Linked DNA regions of Homo sapiens: region 1 is linked to region 2. Evidence: chromatin contacts called from ENCODE Hi-C or POLR2A ChIA-PET data. All regions are on one chromosome and are shown on one strand. Each heading gives the region's core, a stretch centred on a gene start or an enhancer-like site at or near the end of the contact. The rest is flanking DNA. Distances are from core to core; before and after follow the strand shown.

What was found. A loop is a pair of places that touch in the nucleus more often than their neighbours do. ChIA-PET counts read pairs that join two places held with the same protein, here RNA polymerase II (POLR2A). Pooled maps may share reads with other maps.
Region 1: a loop to region 2 is called in a pooled map, with 2.6 times the contacts of the local background. The contact joins two enhancer-like sites. A Hi-C loop is called at or near these places in 8 of 37 single-sample maps with no recorded cell type and 4 of 50 pooled maps. POLR2A ChIA-PET finds 5 or more read pairs at or near these places in 1 of 52 experiments (H1).

Annotation. Positions count from the first base shown.
Region 1 is chr6:4,930,279-4,935,017 of GRCh38, forward strand. The region is part of intron 2 of CDYL (chromodomain Y like); the gene reads left to right. Among named protein-coding and RNA genes, the nearest start is that of LYRM4-AS1, 71 kb to the right of the region's middle. RefSeq lists an enhancer at 1,859-2,577. Within about 2 kb of position 1,398, at least 4 of the 41 ENCODE cell types and tissues checked have a DNase peak (open chromatin) inside an H3K27ac peak, as active enhancers do.
Region 2 is chr6:4,399,540-4,404,286 of GRCh38, forward strand. No RefSeq gene overlaps it. Among named protein-coding and RNA genes, the nearest start is that of LINC02533, 87 kb to the right of the region's middle. RefSeq lists an enhancer at 3,082-3,955. Within about 2 kb of position 3,317, at least 12 of the 41 ENCODE cell types and tissues checked have a DNase peak (open chromatin) inside an H3K27ac peak, as active enhancers do.

The sequences.
Region 1 (4,739 bases), core at 148-2,647, 530 kb after region 2:
TTCAGCAAAGACTCAAAGGGATCCCCTAGGCTCTCTGGAACTTTTTATCTATGTAGCTTCCTCCTTTTCCATATCATGTCTCACAAATTACAGCCTCCTGGGCCTCCCCCAAGTCATCTGTTCTAAGACAGCATTTTTGCCAGCTATGTCTGGGTTTCCCATCCCTGCACCTGCACTGTGGCAGCTGCTTTCGGTGGAAAGGCGGGTGGACTGTTAGGCTCACCATGTTTGTCTCCTTTCACTCTGGGAACATTGCCCTGCACAGCCTGTGGTCCAGTGCCTGCAAACAGTTGTTATGTCTATTTTATTCAGTTTCCTAGCTATCAGTGGCAGGTGAAGAAGTACAGACGCTGTTCTCTTTAGGTGGGAAGAGGGTGTCACAAGTCATTGTTAGAGACTTGCAGTTTTTGAAGCAGTGATATTTAACAGATTTGCCATATGTATTTGAGGATATCCTTTTTGCTCTTGAACATATTAAAAGAAAATCAATTACTGCAAGAGATACTAAAATAGGTTTCTTTCCTAGTCGAATGTTATGTTAATAAATCCTAGGAAAGCCTTGGTACTCTGAATCCAAATCCGTAAGGAACTCTCAGTTCACAGAGGCAACTTGTACTCCCGTGTCAACGATGAGAGTCATCGTTCCAGGGGAGTCGCACTAATTTCCACAGTTTGGGGTGAGGGGGGCGGTTTTTTTCTGAATCTCAGTGTTTACCATTTGTTTAGTCATTAGCAGCTACTTCTGCTCTGAAGTGTGGAGCTTACCATCCCTGGCTTGGGTTGAGGTAATGAGCTGTGTGACACTTGGCCAGTCACTTAGCTACTTGTCTCTAAATTGAGGGATCTGGACTAAAGAGACTTGAAGACCCTTTCCATGAGTTTACTGAGTAAACATGTACTGAGTGTTGTATGCACTGGGGATGGGTGGATAAGACAGGCGAGGACCCTGCTCTTACACAGCTTGGTGGAGTACATCGATGATACTGTAAATAAAAATACAATGAGAAAGAAATAACTTTCATGGGTGCTTTGAAGGAAATAAACCAGGGTGATATGAAGTGCTGATGGCAGGGACCAGCATTAGGATGGGAGGCCCAAGAAGGCTTGTCTGAGATGCTGAAATTTGAGCTGCCGTCCAGATGAGCAGAAGAAACTGGCCATTTGAATTCCAGGTCATAGGCGTTCTAGGCAGAGGGAAGAACACATGCAAAGGTCCTGAGATGGGCACAACCCTGGGTGACATGAGAACCCCGGGTGATGTGAGAACACTGTGGCATGATTGTCTTGAGTAGGGGGCATATGTGATGATCAGGGTCCTAGTCAGTGCTGGCAGCCTGTGACTCCAAGACTCGATCCTGCTGTGAATACTTCTCTACCTAAATAGTGCAAAGTTCAGTGTCACATGCCCTACTCAGATGAGTAACAGGGAGTGCCAGGAATTACATTGGGGTGGGGTGTGGTCGCTGAAGCTCCAACAAGATCACAGAGTCTGAAATGAGCAGGGACCTCACTGGCACGAGGAGCCAACACAGTTTTAACTCAGGAGTCTGAAGGCCAAGTTCAGTAGTCTTGGTCAGCGTGAGCCAAAATGAATCCATTTTTAAATTAGCAGAACCACGGATAGTTCGTAGGGACTATCGCCTCAAAGAAAATGCTGAAGCTGTTTCTGAGACTCACGTATAAAGGCTGCATGGGCTCCATGGCCTAGAAATGTTGCTTCGGTGGAAGGAAGCCACCAGGAAAACTGCTGGGAGAGTTTAAGGAATGTGTGACCTTTACGTAGAGAAAGGAAAGACCCAGTGAAAGCAAGAGCATTCCAGAGGTGGGGAGAGTGGACCTGAAGCCAGCCAGCTTTGCCCTGGTGGGAGGCAGGTTTCTTAGCCATTTGGGCTGCCTTAACAAAATACCATCAACTGGGTGGCTTGTAAATACACAACAGAATTATTGTGTTAATTATCCTCATAATTCTGGAGAGAACCCTAAGATCAGGGTGCCAGCAGGTTCAGGGTCTGCTGAGGGCTCACTTCCTGGTTCACAAATAGCACCTTTCTGCAGCATCATCACAGGGCAGAAGAGCCAGGGGGTGTCGGCCCTCATTTATAAGGGCACTCATCCCATTCATGAGGGCCCCACCCCCATGACCTAATCACCCCCCAAAGGCCCCACCTCCTCAGACCATCACCTTGTGGGTGAGGATTTCCCCACGGGAATTTGGGTGAGACACAGGCATTTGGGCCATGGCACCAGGCCTTCCCTGTGTTGCCAGGATGCTGCTTTTTGTGCTTGGATATAGCAGCAATTGAAAAATCCAGCTCAGGTTGAGGAACTCTTAAAGACCCAGGAGCTCTCACTTGGCATTACCAGCTGCTGGCATGTGTAGTCTGAAGGAACCCCCTTCTTAGAATGCCCAGAGTCTCCACGTCTGTCTCCTGTCCCAACATGCCAGCACCGTGTCACGTAGCCTCTGCCTGCATCTGCACAGCATTGTTTCTGGTGTGGTCTCTTTTTAGGCAGGGAAATCATTGCTGTCGGCTGTCACCTAAGTGGCAATGTCATCTCACCTGCACTTTTAACAACTGCTGTGCCCACGTGTGTTTTTATTGATCGATTTTTAGTTGTCTTTCATTGTGTCCTGTGGTCTGGCTTCCACTCTTCACGCCATAGTGAAGCATTGCCCATGCTTACGAGTGGCCTCTCATTTCTCCCTGCGTCGCCTCTTCTGCATTCTCCTCCACCTCTGTAACACCTGCCCCTGCAGACACATCCTCACTGCTGTGGCCTGCTCTCCTTCCTTTGAGGAAACCAGTTATTATTGCCTTCCTGCTTCTCTGCTGCCTCCTGGCTCTGCCTGCGCCCCTCCCCAGCACTTCCCAGCTGGCTTCAGCAGGCTCACTCTCTGTCTCAGTCTTCCCCTGGGAGCTCATACTGTCAGTTCAGCCATTTCTGGCACCAACCCCAAGTACCTCTCTCCAACCCTGACTTCCCTCCCCTGATCTAGATGTGCACTTTGGGCTATGCACATCTCCACCTGGATGCTCACCCTGGAGGAGCAAGCATCTCTCCCTCGCCTCCTCCCTCAGCAACTCCAGGCTGCCCTGTGGAAGCCCCTCTTCCGCTCCCCCAGGCTCACATGTTTAGAGTCATCCAGCATCCATTTCTCTAGACTCAGAAGGTTCCTGGCCATGTGGACTCTGGGTCCCAGTTGAATGGGTTGAAGAATGATGGACAGAGGGAGAGGTGAAGACAGCAAGTGCAGGCAGGTGAGGCCGTGATGGGACTGAGACTGGAGGAACAGATTAGAGAGGGTTCCTGAGGGGAGACGAGATTGTCAAACGTTTTTAAACAAAGATGGGAGAAGGATCTGGTAGGGTAGAGGATGGAGGTTAAAAGAAAAAGTCTTTCCTGAGTCCCTCAGAAGGACTCAGCAACACCTTTGCTGACTGGTAACATCCGACCCAGTGGTCTCCAGTTAGAACTACTCCAGGCTACAAGTCCTTTGGAAGCTTGTAGAGATTTGACAGCACTGGGATGACAGAGGTCAGGATTATGTGTCACTGTGTTGTTGGTCATATCGACAAGTCACTGAATAGTAGTGCGTATTGCAGTGTGAACTGGAAAATGAATTACAGTGCATCCCTACCTTGGGCCTCGCCTGCCACGCAGCCTTAGGAAAGAACAGGAAGCTATGTTCTGATAGAGGAGCCATTCTAAGATATTGTGGAAGGAATAACCATGAGATGTAACAATGTGTATATCTTATATATGTACAAGCAAGACAACAATGTATAAGATACAGCATCTTATACTACATCTAGTGTACTGCCATCTGTGCTTTTAAAAGCCAGGGTGGTGGAGAAGTCTGTATTGATGTTTTCTTGTATATCCATGGAGATACTCTGGAGGGGCCCCTGAGAACCCAGCCCAAGTGGCTAAGAGGGCAGGGGGATCCTGTGTAAACAGGATCAGGCTGTGGGGGGCTTTCACCTTAATATCTTTTATATTCTTAGGTTTTTGAACCATATGTATGTATTATAACCTCTTTAAATTTTTCAAAAATATAATTAAAAAAAAACCTCTAGCAATTAAAATATTATTTCCACCAGTTGAATGAAAGTCAGGTTGTTTTGCCAGGGAGGTTATTTGGCTCCTCTGAAATGTCCATTCATGAGTTTTCTGGTGGCTTTGGCTTATTCTCTTTCACTTTGGAGGAAATATTTCTGATTCATAATTCTTCATGCTCCGCCCTCAGAGAACTTCTGCCATTGCTAATGCTACTAGTAAAGTCTGATCTAGTTTTCTTACATTTCATTCCTTTTTTCCCCATCCACTCTACATTCATCACCACATTGGATCATATTTGGACAATTCATACAGACAGGAGGATAATTATTTGCATTCTTAACCAGGCACAGTGGTTCATGCCTGTACATCTCAGCTGCTTGAGAGGCCAAGGTAGGAGGATCACTTGAGGCCAGGAGTTTGAGACCAGCCTGAGCAACATAGCAAGACCCCATCTCAAGACCCTGGCAAAACACAGTTGCTGCTGTTGAGCTGTGACATACGAGGGAACGTTGGCAGGATGCTTTATGTGGTGGGGGAGAGGAGAGCTATCTTCAGCTGCTTAACAGGGCTGTTTGAAAAAGGAGTGGAACTGGAACAAGTAGATGGACTTTCTGATAGTCCCTCCCAGGGCAGCTAGAAACAACTCCTGAGTGTCCCACAGGGGTGGTGGTCTGAAG
Region 2 (4,747 bases), core at 2,067-4,566:
CCTGCTCACCTTCTGTTTGGTGCCTACCTGCAAGTCCTCCCGGGTCAGTTAAAGCTGCCCTATGTTTCTGAACATTGCTCGCTGGAAGCCAAAGTTTCACAATAATTAAAGTTAGGAAAGGGGACTCTCCTATTTAAGGACTAGCATGCCAGCCTCTTCCCCCTTCATAGGAAAGAAGAAGGAAAGGAAGGGAATTGGCAAAAATCAACCTCCAGCTGACTCCCAGGCAATCCATTTATCCAACACTTATGCACCAGACACTGGCAAGCACTGAGTTTGTCCCCGGCCCATGTCACCTTCACCATCCTTTATCTTGTAGGAACACATTGAGAGCCAGAGTCTGCAAGAGAATGAGGCAACAGTTGACTTTTCTTCAACCTGAATTTCACCTTCTCCTCCCTTCCTGTGATCCCTCTCTTCTGCAGATTCCAGGCACCAGGTGAGTGCCCTGGTGCTGTCTCTGGTTGCACAGAGGCCAGTTTGGGACTTCACCCTGTCTTGCCCTTCCTCGAGGGACCTGTGCCATGGGGGCACACTCAGAGTTAGGGATAGCCACCCAGTCTTCCCAGCCCCAGCACCCTGTGCTTTGCAATCTGTGGTGAGATCCACCAAGGAATGTGCTGCTCAAAGAGCTGAAGACAGAACTCATTTGAAGCTTGCAAATGCCTTAGTCTTTAAAGAATTCACTAGAGCCAATGCAAGGCTGTCCCTATCCAGCCTGTGTGCTCCATCCTGGTCTCATGAGTAGACTTGGGGACAGTATCATGGGTTTGCACAAACCTTCTTCTCCTCATCTCATCTGTCATGATGCTCAAGGCAGATGGGGGAAAGAAGAGACCCCTGTGTGTGGCCCCAGTTGATGCTGCTTGGCCTGCATTTCTCTCTAGTCTCCAAGACAGGGAGGAAAATAATTTTTGTCCTAGTGAAAATTCTCTATGTAGAGAGAATCCCGACATTGCTCCTAGCCTCCTCCTCCCCAGGCAACCTATGTTCTCAGCCTGTCTGGGACAGCATGATCCCCTATCCCTGTGATCTCCCTTGTGCCCTTCCTGTTCCTCTTTGATATCTTCAGGTTTTGGTCATGTTCAAAACTGGACACTGTGGATAAATAGGGTCTAATTAATGCCCAAAGGAACAGGATGACTTCCAACCAATGGCTTGGCACAATACGATTCTTCTAATATGTCTTGGGATTCAGCTGATCTATGAACACAGAGCCCAATTAAAACCCTCTGTAGCTGCAGCAAACATGCCAGGAAAGGAGCTAGTCACAGATCCTGGAGCTCTGGGGAATTTCTTCTAGATACAGAGCTTTGGGGAGCAGGCTAGAGGAAGCCACTGAGGCCCACACGCAGCCTCTGCTCCTGGGAGAGCCCTGAAGGGCCATGAGATGCACTCAAGGAGATGATACTGTGGTCACCCAAGGCTCCAGCCCAGGCTGACCCCCATGGCCTCCTTGGCACACTCCATTCCCAGCCACATCAGGGCAGTCCCCATCCTCAGAGAAGGCTACACAACTTGACAGTTTCTGTGCCTGGGTCTGTGCTAGCCCTTTAGCCTGGGGTGCCACCCACTCCACCTTCCAATGATTAAACCCCTCTTTCCCTTCAAGGTACTGTAAATGCTCCTTTTGTGATGCCCCTGGAGCTTCTCCCATTGCAGTCCTATACCATGTTACTTGCATGTTGCTGAGTAAATCCCGATCCTGGTTTGGGATTCAGTAGTAGTTTCCACGACCCTCTCTCCCACTGAACAACTTTGCCACTCTCCTCAAGGGGAGGGAATCTTCATTTACGAATTGCCTGGAGCACAGAAGTCACGGTACCAGTTGTTTTGCATAAGAATTCCATTTAATCCTCATTGCTCGCTTCATTAGGCAGGTATTGATATACCCATTTTACAGAAGAGCTTCACCAAGTAAAGGCAGAGGGCTAGAATTAAGATTTAAACTTGAGTCTGACTCCAAAGCCCATGCTCTTGCAATGACCATGTTATGAATCTTATATTAATCTTTGTTTGGTCTTATGATCTGGCACGGTGCCTTGTACGTAAGCAATTCTCAATAAATGTTTGCAGAGTGCAATGTGTCATCTCAGAGTGTTGAAGGAAAGCAAACCAGCGTCTCAAGTAATTTAGACTTTGGCATAACTTTCTGAAAGGGACACTTACCCCTTAAAAGATGAATATTAAAAGAAATAATAAATGAATCTGGAATTAGTAGAAGGCAAAGATGTTTCCTGGCACCCCTCTCTGTCTTTTTCCTGCCACCTTTAATCTACATCAGAAAAACTGGGTCCAGCTGGTCAGAAAGGAATAGTCTTCATGGCCGTCGCAGGTGACAGTGTCCCGCCCTACCTTTGCGGGAGCCCCGCCTGGGGTTATGTCTGACATGTCCTTCTTCAGGATTCTCCACTGAGTGTGTTTCAGGCTCTCATTCTGGCAGAATGTAAGACCAGGATCTCCACCCCAGATGGAGACAGGTGTCCCCCTTCCCTCTGCTACCCAAAGGAGCTGAGCTCCTTGCAATGGGAAGACTGAGTTCCTTCCCCCTGGCCTCAGCACTGGCACACACCCAGCAGCCTCTTCCCAGAGCGCATCTCCTTCTGTGGGAGCAGGATGGCTACAGAAGGTCACCGCCTATTTGTAGCTGCTCCGTTTCCAACCAGAGACGCCTGCCAGCTGCCGCCGACCACCCCGCCGACCCTGTTTCTGTATGTCATATGGTGGCTGGGAGCCACGGGCCCTCTCCAAGTCCATCCACTTAGGATTTCCTCCTCCGTCAAACTCAGAGGCTTTGCCCAACTGCATGGGTGTCACGTGGAGGGAGCAAGTGTCACCTCCAGGCTCCCCCAAGGACTCCACACGTCCTGTAAGCATCCTCCAACTAACCCATTGCAGAGAGTCCTTAACTCCAGTTACTTTCCCCAGAGCCGCTCTGCAGATGCAAAGGGCTCGTGCTTTCATTTGTTCATTCATTCATTCAGCCATTCCTGATGTTTACTCATTCACTGCCAATCCCACACGCCTCTATGCTGCTCTCTTCCACAAGCATTTGGCTCTTCATTTCAGAATTTCCGCTGAGTCATAGCTGGAGCAGGCAGTGAGGGTGTCCCTTCAGCTCTCTAAATTTACCTCCCTGAGCTTGATTTCCCATAGTGGCCAGTTGACCTTGACCAGATTGACTTCAGAGAAGCCAGCTGTAATTAAGCAGAGGCAGAAATCTCCAAGGAGGAAGGTGCCTCAGGTCGGATGCGTCCCTCCGGTCCTGTGGCCAGAGCAGTTGCCCTCAGTGTGTGTCTCCTCCCGTCCTGGCACTGCCCATGGCAGGGCTCTTAGTACATGCCTGGCCCTGCAGCCGCATGGAGGCGTGACATGTGACCATGACTTTCGGCTGGAGGTGGGGGTCATGTGCACGTGGCCTGGGGCTTAGCTCTCACCCTGCTACTCACTCAGAATTCTCCTCTGGGTTTGGAGGTCTGTGAGCAAGATGAAAAAACACAGAATTCTGTTATTCTGTTCCTCGTAGTGTAAGCATTCTTTTTCTTGGGTTCTTTTTTAGGAACAGAACAAAATTAAAAGTAAAGGGAGCCAAAAGCAGCAACACCCAGGGCTGAAGCGTAGGACTGAAGGAACACATTTAGAAACACGTGTGACCATCGCTGCCATGGCTGTGTGACTATAGGCCAGTTGTTTAACTTCTCTGGGCTTTGTGCTGCTCATGAGACCCAAGGTCGCTGTTGTAAGACATCTGTGTGCATGTGTGTGTGCGTGTGCATATCCCTTGATCGTTCTATTTTTCTATGTCTGCTTACTCTAGCAATAGAGAGAGCACCCAAAATGCTAAATAACACCAAAGGCCACAAAATGGATGGCACGGTGGCATTGCACTCGAGGAGCCCGGGTTGCTATTATTTTCTGTTTTTCCAGAATGTTAACAGGAAACACAGAGTTCTATTGTGAGGCAAACCTTCTCCTTTTCCAATGGGGCAAATGTTCCAGGCACACACCCAGCTGAACAACATCGACATTCTTGCCTTTGGTCATTGAGATGCTGGCACCTTTTGGAAAACTTGCCAGAAGTTTTTCTCTTGCTGCTCCACAGCGTAGGGGAAGAAGAGGTGGCTGGGTTTTGTTACTCAGCCATCAACAAAAATGAAGAAAATGGGGGAGTCTTCCCAAATAAATGACTCCTGCTTTCCAGGGAGACACATTATTGGAGATAAATACACTAAATTTTGCTGTTTGACTGTCTCCATCTGAATCCATGTACCAGGAATATGACAAAGTCAAGGCAGGTGTATGTAGAATAAAAAACATAAACGGGGGAAGCTGAAACGTTAGAATATGCATAGTGGATATCCTGTGTTAAGTCAAGTTTGCTTCTGAATGCCAACAAGCAGGACAACAGTATGGTAAATACAGAACTTGCCAAGAAGCACAATGTGTCCCACAGATACTATTTCATTCTTCACAGACCAGTGAGTCCTCAGCTGAGGGTGGGGACAAGGAGGGCAGCACGTGACAGTCCCTTGGAAGTTTTTCAAATCCCATACACACACTCATGCTTCTCCTTCCCACCCTTCTGTAGAGATTTCAGCATGCCGCCCCCTTTGAGAAGTGCTGTGCTTTTTAGGGACATTCTCCCAAAGATAGCCTGTGGTGCTTTCATGCTATTAATGGACCAGAGCATTAAAAATGAAATTCTGCTACTTCCTGCCAATCAAATTCTTCCCCGAGCCAAAACCCC